3 separate regions of the Homo sapiens genome follow, and all the other regions are linked to region 2. A link is a loop called in an ENCODE intact Hi-C map of the cell type or tissue named here. Cell type or tissue: PC-9. All regions are shown on one strand.

Region 1 (2,500 bases), 130 kb after region 2:
TTTCTTTCTTTCCTTCCCTTCCTTCCATCCTTCTTTCCTTCTTCCTTCCTTCCTTCTCTCTCTCTTTCTTCTTCCTTCCTTCCTTCCTCCCTCCCTCCCCCCCTCCTTCCTTCCTTTCTTTCTTTTCTTTCTTTCTTTTTCTTTCTTTCTTTCTTTTTCTTTCTTTCTTTCTTTCTTTCTTTCTTTCTTTCTTTCTTTCTACTCTTCTGTCTGTCTCTGTCTCTGCCTTTCTTTCCTTCCTTCCTTTCTTCATTCCCAGTTTTTATCCCAAAAGAAGATTAGGCCAAAAAAGTTGCAAAATACACTGATGTATCTAATGTCACAAATGTTAGTTATACTTTGAAGATTTTTGACTAATAGTCATGTGTTCTAATAATAGTAATAGCCACTATTACTATTTATTGCTTTTCCAGTCGGTTACAGTATAAATGATCTCAGTAAATCAACCTAACAGTTCTAGGAAAGAGATATTATTTTCCCTGAGCATATTTTAGGGCTTAAGGGTTTAGTAACTTGCCCATTGTTAAATAGCCATGCCATCCCCTTTTCTTGGGCCATTTTGCTGCTCTTAGCATAATGGTAGGTAATGGGCATGAGGTGGGGGTGGAAGAGCAAAGAGTGGGGGCCAAATATCTGTCATAGGACAGATATTTGACTGTCCTGTGAATTACATGTGTATATAAAAATTGTTTCATTAAGGAAAAAAACTGAACTAGCCTTTGATCAGCTCTCGTGAGAATTGACTCACTTATCACAAGGAAAGCATGGGGGAAACTGCCCCTATGATCCAATCACCTCCCACCAGGTCCTTCCTTTGACACATGGAGATTACAATTTGAGATGAGATTTTGGTGGCAACACAGAGCCAGACCATATCATTTACCATTTTGGGCTGTTTTCATAAGTAAATATTGGGAGACTAATTTAGGAGATGCTATTGTTGGGTCCCATTAAACAATTAAAAGGGCTTGCAGGGGAGACAATTGTGTAAAGCCAGGGTGAGAATGCTGACCCACACGTCGAACACTAGACAACAGGTGTATGTTGACTGTCTACTCTGTGATCACTAGAATAAATAAGTGACCTGAATTTTGAGTATAAAAAGGGAAAAGTGTAAAAATGTAGCAAAACTCTGAGCTTCCTTTATCCATCAGGTCCTAGTGAACATAAATACCCATCCCACTTCTCTAACTTCTTTTGATACTGGCTTCTTTCGATAGTGATTTAGTATAACGATCCAACTTTCTGGACTGGGCTTCACAGGGCTGTTGTTTTCACCTGTCCTTTTCCTTGAATTGGTGGTGCACCCCCTCAGAGAGCATGTGGAGTAGGGGGCACCTATAATGCACTCCATTTGGGCAAACTAAGCTACATCTGCTCTCTCCAAACAACAGTCCACGCTGACACATGCTAGGCCTAGTGGGTCCTCATCTTTCCCGGTTTCTAGAGATTCTCCTTTAGTTTAGGCCTGGAGACTTTCTGCTCTGTGTTGATTACTGTTGAGCAGTTTCTGGTGTCTCAATAGTGCTCCCTGCTGGAGATGCTCTATCATCAGATATACCACCTTTGGCAAGAAGTCGGAGGACTCTCCATCAAGTGTGAACCTGGGCTGTTCCTGCTATTCATTACCCTAGAAAGGACTCTGATAAATCATTAAGCTAGCCCTAGGGGGTCTGGTCAAGGCTCAGCTCTTTTATTGTTTGACATTTGTAATTCCTAAGGGTGGAAGGAATTCTCAGGTGTTACTCTAATAACAGCCTTGAGCCAGATGCTCTCCATCAAAAACTCTCTCAATAGTGGATTGTTCAAGAACAGAGTTCAGTATTTATACACATTTAACAAATCTTACTCCTCTCTAATTCACACAGTGTTTTGAAGGGCAGGGGACAGAACTTCTCTGGAGCTCCCAGGGCAAATGCAAGACTCTTAAGGGCCAGGGCACATTTATTAGTATGATCTCCATATCATACCTAACATATTAAAATACATCCCACATCCAGTAATCTTTTTATTTGCTATTTAAAAACAATTTTGAAAATTATTTTTAAAAATTTTGCTTTTGAAATTATTTTCATGTAGGTAATTTAGTTACTGTTATCTCCCAGCAATCAAATGCATTCTTGTGAATTTCTGCCAAGTGAGAGAAAGTAACATAATTTATTTATAAATGTGTGAAATGTTTATTAATAGTAACAATAAAGTTAACATGATACATACTGATGTTTAAGCATTTATTAATTCTCATTTTGCATTTTTTTATTTTGATATATTTTTCCTCTTTTCTTTCTTTCTTTCCTTTTTTTAAAGAGTTCTCAGACCTTTCAAAAGGTCTCAGACCCTAAGCACCATGTTCTCTAATGAATAAGATTGTACAACCAATGTTAATCAGCTTCTCAGGTAGGTAACCTTACCTTATACAACTCATAAGGCTAGGTATTAAGTTGGACTATATAAAATTGATGTTTTTTCTTGTAAAATATGATCAAATAGAAGGAATTTC
Region 2 (2,500 bases):
GCTGGGATTACAGGCGTGAGCCACCGCGCCCGGCAAGTCCACCCTGTCTTCTAAAATTCCTTCCTTGATCCCAATTAGAGATTCCACTCTACACCCTAGGGAGAATTGTAAACCTTAGGGAAGCCATTGCTCCCCGCTGCTCTAATGCCCGGCTCCTGCAATTCTTCCCTTTCTCCACCCTTATCATTATATGTATATTATATGTATTTTTTATATATATATATATATATATATATATATATATATATATATATATATATATATTTGTAGACGCAGGGTTTCATCATATTGCTCAAGCTGGTCTTGAATTCCTGGATTCATGTGATTGGCTCACCTCGGCCTCCCAAAGTGCTGGGATTATAGGCATGAGCCACCATGCCCAGCTGGCCTTTTACTTTATTGGCTATTCATGCATTTAGCTTTTAATTATCAGCAGGTTTTTTTTTTTTTTTTTTTTTTTTTTTTTTTTTTTTTAAAGAAGGAGGAAGAAATCTACATGACACATTAAACTTTGTTCTATACCTGCCTTACTGGGAGTAAAATCTTGCGGCCTTTTCTCTGGAACATGTCTTCCTATATTTAACCCACGAGGAATTTGAAAACTGACTTGTTTAAGCCAACACTTTCCAACTAGTGTGAGAGAAGACTATCTGGCAGCTGGCTACTGATACGGCAAGTCTCAAGTTTCAGAACATTTTAAGCATCTCTAATTAATGAAAAGGTTATAATGGTAAATTCTTACTTTTCCTCCAATTTTACAGACAAAAAATAAAACACACACATAAACAGAAACCAAAAAACCCTTTAAACTAACTATGAATGACTTCAGGGTAAGAACTGTTGAACCTTCCCTTTTCTAACCTTAGTCACTTCCCATTATTTACTATTTTTTATTACATCACTTTTCCTGTCTCATTACTATTAATAACCATGTAATTTGTTTGATATGCCAAAACACAACCATTGATTCTGTTTCAATATGAAAAATTATGATGTTAAAATTATAATTTAAAAAGGTACCAAGAAATGTATTACACTAAAAGGTGTTGATTTGAACATTAAAAATGATAAACATGCTCTTTTGACCCATTTCATTTTCTCTTCAAATGCCTGAGTAAAAATAGCAGAAAATGTAACAAACTGATTTCTGACCACTAGGTGGGGAAACAATACAATTTAAAATACAATATAACTTTGGCCTCAACTACTTTATTTTCAGTTATTTAGGATTTCTGATTCTCACCTGTCTGGAATCTTTTACACTCTTAAAACATCCTGACCTGAATGATATGATTGCAAGTTACTTCTGGGAACAGCTTTAGGAGTAGGCAGAACAGGCTGCAGATGATAAAGTCCACCCTGTCTTCTAAAATTCCTTCCTTGATCCCAATTAGAGATTCCACTCCACATGCTAGGGAGAACTGTAAACCTTAGGGAAGCCATTGCTCCCTGCTGCTCTAATGCTTGGCTCCTGCAATTCTCCCCTCTCTCCACCCTTACCATTTTTCCCTCTTGACTGGATCTTTCCATCAGCCTACAAAAGTGCTGTTATTTCCATCTTTAAAAAGGCTCTTGATCTCATTTCTCCCATCAGTTACTGTCCCATTTCTTTGGTTGCCCTTTCTTTGTAAAGGAGTTGTTTATATTTGCTCTGTCCAATTCCTCTCCTTTCATACTCTTTTAAAGCCATTTCAATCAGCCTTGTATCGCCACCACTCCTGACAACTTCCCCTGCACTGACCTCCACAGTCCTCACTTTTTGGCCTCCACCAGCACCTGACACAGTTTCTCACTGACTCCTCCTTGGATGCTTCCTTTCCTGGGCTTCCAAGACCCCGGCGTTATTGATTGTTCCTGTTATTCTCCTTTGCCCCTTCTCCTCCTCCCAGGCCTCAGAGAGTTACAGTGCCCCAGAGCTCAGTTCCTTTCTTCTCTGTTTACACTCCCTTCCTTGGTCATCTTAACCAGCCTTATGACTTTCAGTGTGAAATGTGTTCCTATTTCTCTCCTATTTTAAACCCAGAACTTCTTACCCAATTGGATGCTTAAAAGGTACCTCAAACTTAACATAGCCATGACCTCCAGATCTTCCTCACCTTTGTTAAACAAAACTTGTTCACCTTTGTTAAACAAAATCTAGGAGGCCATTTTTTTTCGACTAAATTCCCGCACTGGGCCCCAGAAGACCAGATTAAAAATCAAAATGGAGTCACCCACGCTCACCAAACTGAAACTGAGTTGTTATCTGGCCTTTTGGGAAATCAGGAGAGAGAGAGAATGGCCTAGCTGCCTGAAGAGGCCAGTTTTCGCTTTCTGTCATAATAATGAAGCTCTGTTTTAATCTTTACAGGAAAGACTGACCTGAAGTACCTGATGTTAACCAACCCATTATCTTTCTATTGTTCTATCTCCCTGTACCTGCCTTACAAGGAAAGTAACTTTGAAATGACCAATCCACTTTTTGGTTTTTGTTTCTGCTTTCTTTAGTTCTTTTTGTTTA
Region 3 (2,500 bases), 400 kb after region 2:
GACGTATATTGCATACTGTATTCTTTGCTTGCTGACTCTGTTACTGCCAGCCCTCTATCAGTTTCAGTCTATTTTCTGGACAATTTATTGCCTTCTCATATCCTTTTCCCCATAATATCTCTGAGAATCTGAAATGCTTTGCTGTAATGAAACTCCTTAGCCCATATAATATCAGCCTTTAAGGTGATTGTATTGCTTATACACCTGGTCTGAGAGATCATTGATTTTCAAATTCTTCCTTGAAAATCGTCTCTTCTGTTCTTGAATCCCCTATGTCCCAATCAATTCCCCATGAAGTCCATCTTTTCCAGGACTCAATTCACCTGAACTTCAGCATTCTCTTTGGCCAGCCTTCCCTGGAAGTCTACTTAGGGGGCATAGTTGACAATAATGTATATACAGCAGCCACAGAAATGTCTATGAGAGATATCAATATTTTTCAGATTTTAACTTCTGAAGTTCCTACAGGTAAGTGTTTTGTTGATGCTAGAAGAAAACAAGTTATAAGAGGTGTGTGAGCTTGATAATTGCTTAAGATGTTAATAGTCATTTAATCCTTAACTTGGTGGGAATCACATTGTGTGGCTGTAATGTAGGACTTCAAAACAAACCATCAGAAGTGTAAAGACTGGTTTTAATAAGCAGAGAGTTTGGCCTGCCTACTTTCCTCCCCCTCAATTTTTAAATGGGCCCAAGCAATTTGAAAACCAGAATGTACTAAACAGATAAGTTGATGTTTGTGAAACAGATATGTTGATGGCAGCATCAACATATCTTATGTGGTAAAGGGAGCTAAGTTTTTATGAGGCTATTATAATGGCTCTTTTATATACCCTGGAAATCCCATTTTAGACAACCATTTCCATCAGAGACTTCGGGATTGCAATAGGTAGTATGAGATATGTTACATTACGTGGTGATCGAAGTATCATGAAATACTCTTATGCTCTGCAGGCTTTTTATACAAATATGGCATGTATACAGGCAACTTATACAAATATCTAAGGCTTTTTCCTTCTGATTAAAAATTGTTTACTCTGGAATTTAACATTTATTTAATAACGTTTTAAAATAACACGAAGGGGTTTGCGTTAAAATAAGACGTATAAAAGCTGCTAGTATCTGTCAATATTTCATTCTTTAAGTATTCCCTGGTCCCGAAAATGAAATGTTGAGAACGTTGACAATTTCATTTCACAGGAAGAAACCACATAGTTTCTTTATCATAACAGCTCCCCCTGCTGATACAAAGTGAGAGCTTCGTAACTTCCTTTCAACTTTTCAGGGACTCTGGAAACATGGCTGGAAAACATTATTCTCAACTGAACCGTAGCCAGGAAAGTCTCAGGAGGGAATTCTTTCCTGACATAAAATTAAACCTGGCTTCAGCATATCTTAGGGGGGAAAAAGAAGGAAAACTTACTGTCGATGTTTCTTGGCTTGGCTTGCTTTCTGTTCTTAAAGCAACATTATTTTTAAAATCTGCAACAAAGCTTGTCATCTGCCAAGTCAGCCCAAGTCTCCTAGCCTCTCCAGTTAGGTTTCTGTGCCTTGTTGCCCTTTTATGTCCCTTGACTCCACTCAGACTGTTACCATGAATGGATGCCTTTTAACTTACCTGCAGTAGGAGCAAGTAGATGTCACTCTGTTTCCCATGGAAGGGAACCTGGTGCTAAAAGTCCCACAAAGCTCCAGGCATGGTGGCACCTGTGTGGTGATGGAGCTTCCAGGCCACAGATTATATGACCTGGTGCTACTGGCAAGAAAGTAGTAGGTTATTTATTCACCTGAGGGCTTATGCTGTTAGAATCATTGAGTTAAAAAAAAAAAAAGAATTGCCTCTACCAGGGCACTTGTAGGTGAAAGATTTCTTATATTGCATGCATACTTGCCAAAGCAGTGCTGGTTTCTGGTCACCCCCTTCTCTGGCATGACATTCTTTTCTGTTTCCATCAAATGCAAAGACTTAGAGCTTATTTATGGGTGTGAAAGGACTACGGCAAGAGAACTGATCCCTCCCCACTGCAAGGAGCTTTATAGGATGCAGAAGTGGTCATTGTAGGTCTTTGGAAGTTCAGGCATTGGCGCCTGGCTCTGAAATTATTACCCTCATTAAAATGCTTTTCTAGGATTATGGAATGCTACGTTTGGTATCACATAGTCAATATGAACCCTGTGCAGACAGGTAAACAACACATCACACACTCCATATACCTTGCTAAAAAACACCCAGCAGAGACCCTGACAAACTTCAGCACATGCCTGTGTGATCTGATTTAAAATCTGCTCCTAGCAAGTTGCACTGCTTAAGAAAACATATCTTCTTCAATTAGCCTATATAGTAGATGGCTTTTTGGAAGCTAAAGTGTTATATATCTAAGACATTAACTTAAAATGTAAATATTTCAGGAAAGGAGAATAAAGTTAACATTTACACTGAATTATATTTTTAGAGGGAACACCTAGCCACTTACCTAGCCAGGAGGCCCTGATGATAGAG

The links. Peaks named below come from ENCODE experiments on the same cell type or tissue, not always from the same donor. Only the 100,000 strongest peaks of a DNase experiment are listed, where the experiment ranks them.
Region 1: it touches region 2 in a loop (12-fold over the local background); 36 of 110 quality-filtered maps call a loop at or near these places.
Region 3: a loop joins it to region 2, with 7 times the contacts of the local background. A loop is called at or near these places in 16 of 110 quality-filtered maps.

What each region holds. Positions count from the first base shown.
Region 1 is chr5:39,281,984-39,284,483 of GRCh38, forward strand. C9 (complement C9) reads right to left here. Exons shown (of 11, transcript NM_001737.5): 11 at 2,157-2,500. Among named protein-coding and RNA genes, the nearest start is that of FYB1, 64 kb to the left of the region's middle. RefSeq lists a silencer at 1,187-1,351. In PC-9, CTCF peaks have their summits at 1,519 (motif pointing left) and 1,720; a DNase peak (open chromatin) is centred at 1,548.
Region 2 is chr5:39,147,945-39,150,444 of GRCh38, forward strand. All of the region lies in intron 3 of FYB1 (FYN binding protein 1), which reads right to left. Among named protein-coding and RNA genes, the nearest start is that of FYB1, 70 kb to the right of the region's middle. In PC-9, CTCF peaks have their summits at 1,139 (motif pointing right) and 1,342; no DNase peak of the experiment used is centred here; H3K27ac peaks cover 507 bases.
Region 3 is chr5:39,546,502-39,549,001 of GRCh38, forward strand. No RefSeq gene overlaps it. Among named protein-coding and RNA genes, the nearest start is that of LINC02104, 27 kb to the left of the region's middle. In PC-9, CTCF peaks have their summits at 1,236 (motif pointing left) and 1,438; a DNase peak (open chromatin) is centred at 1,240.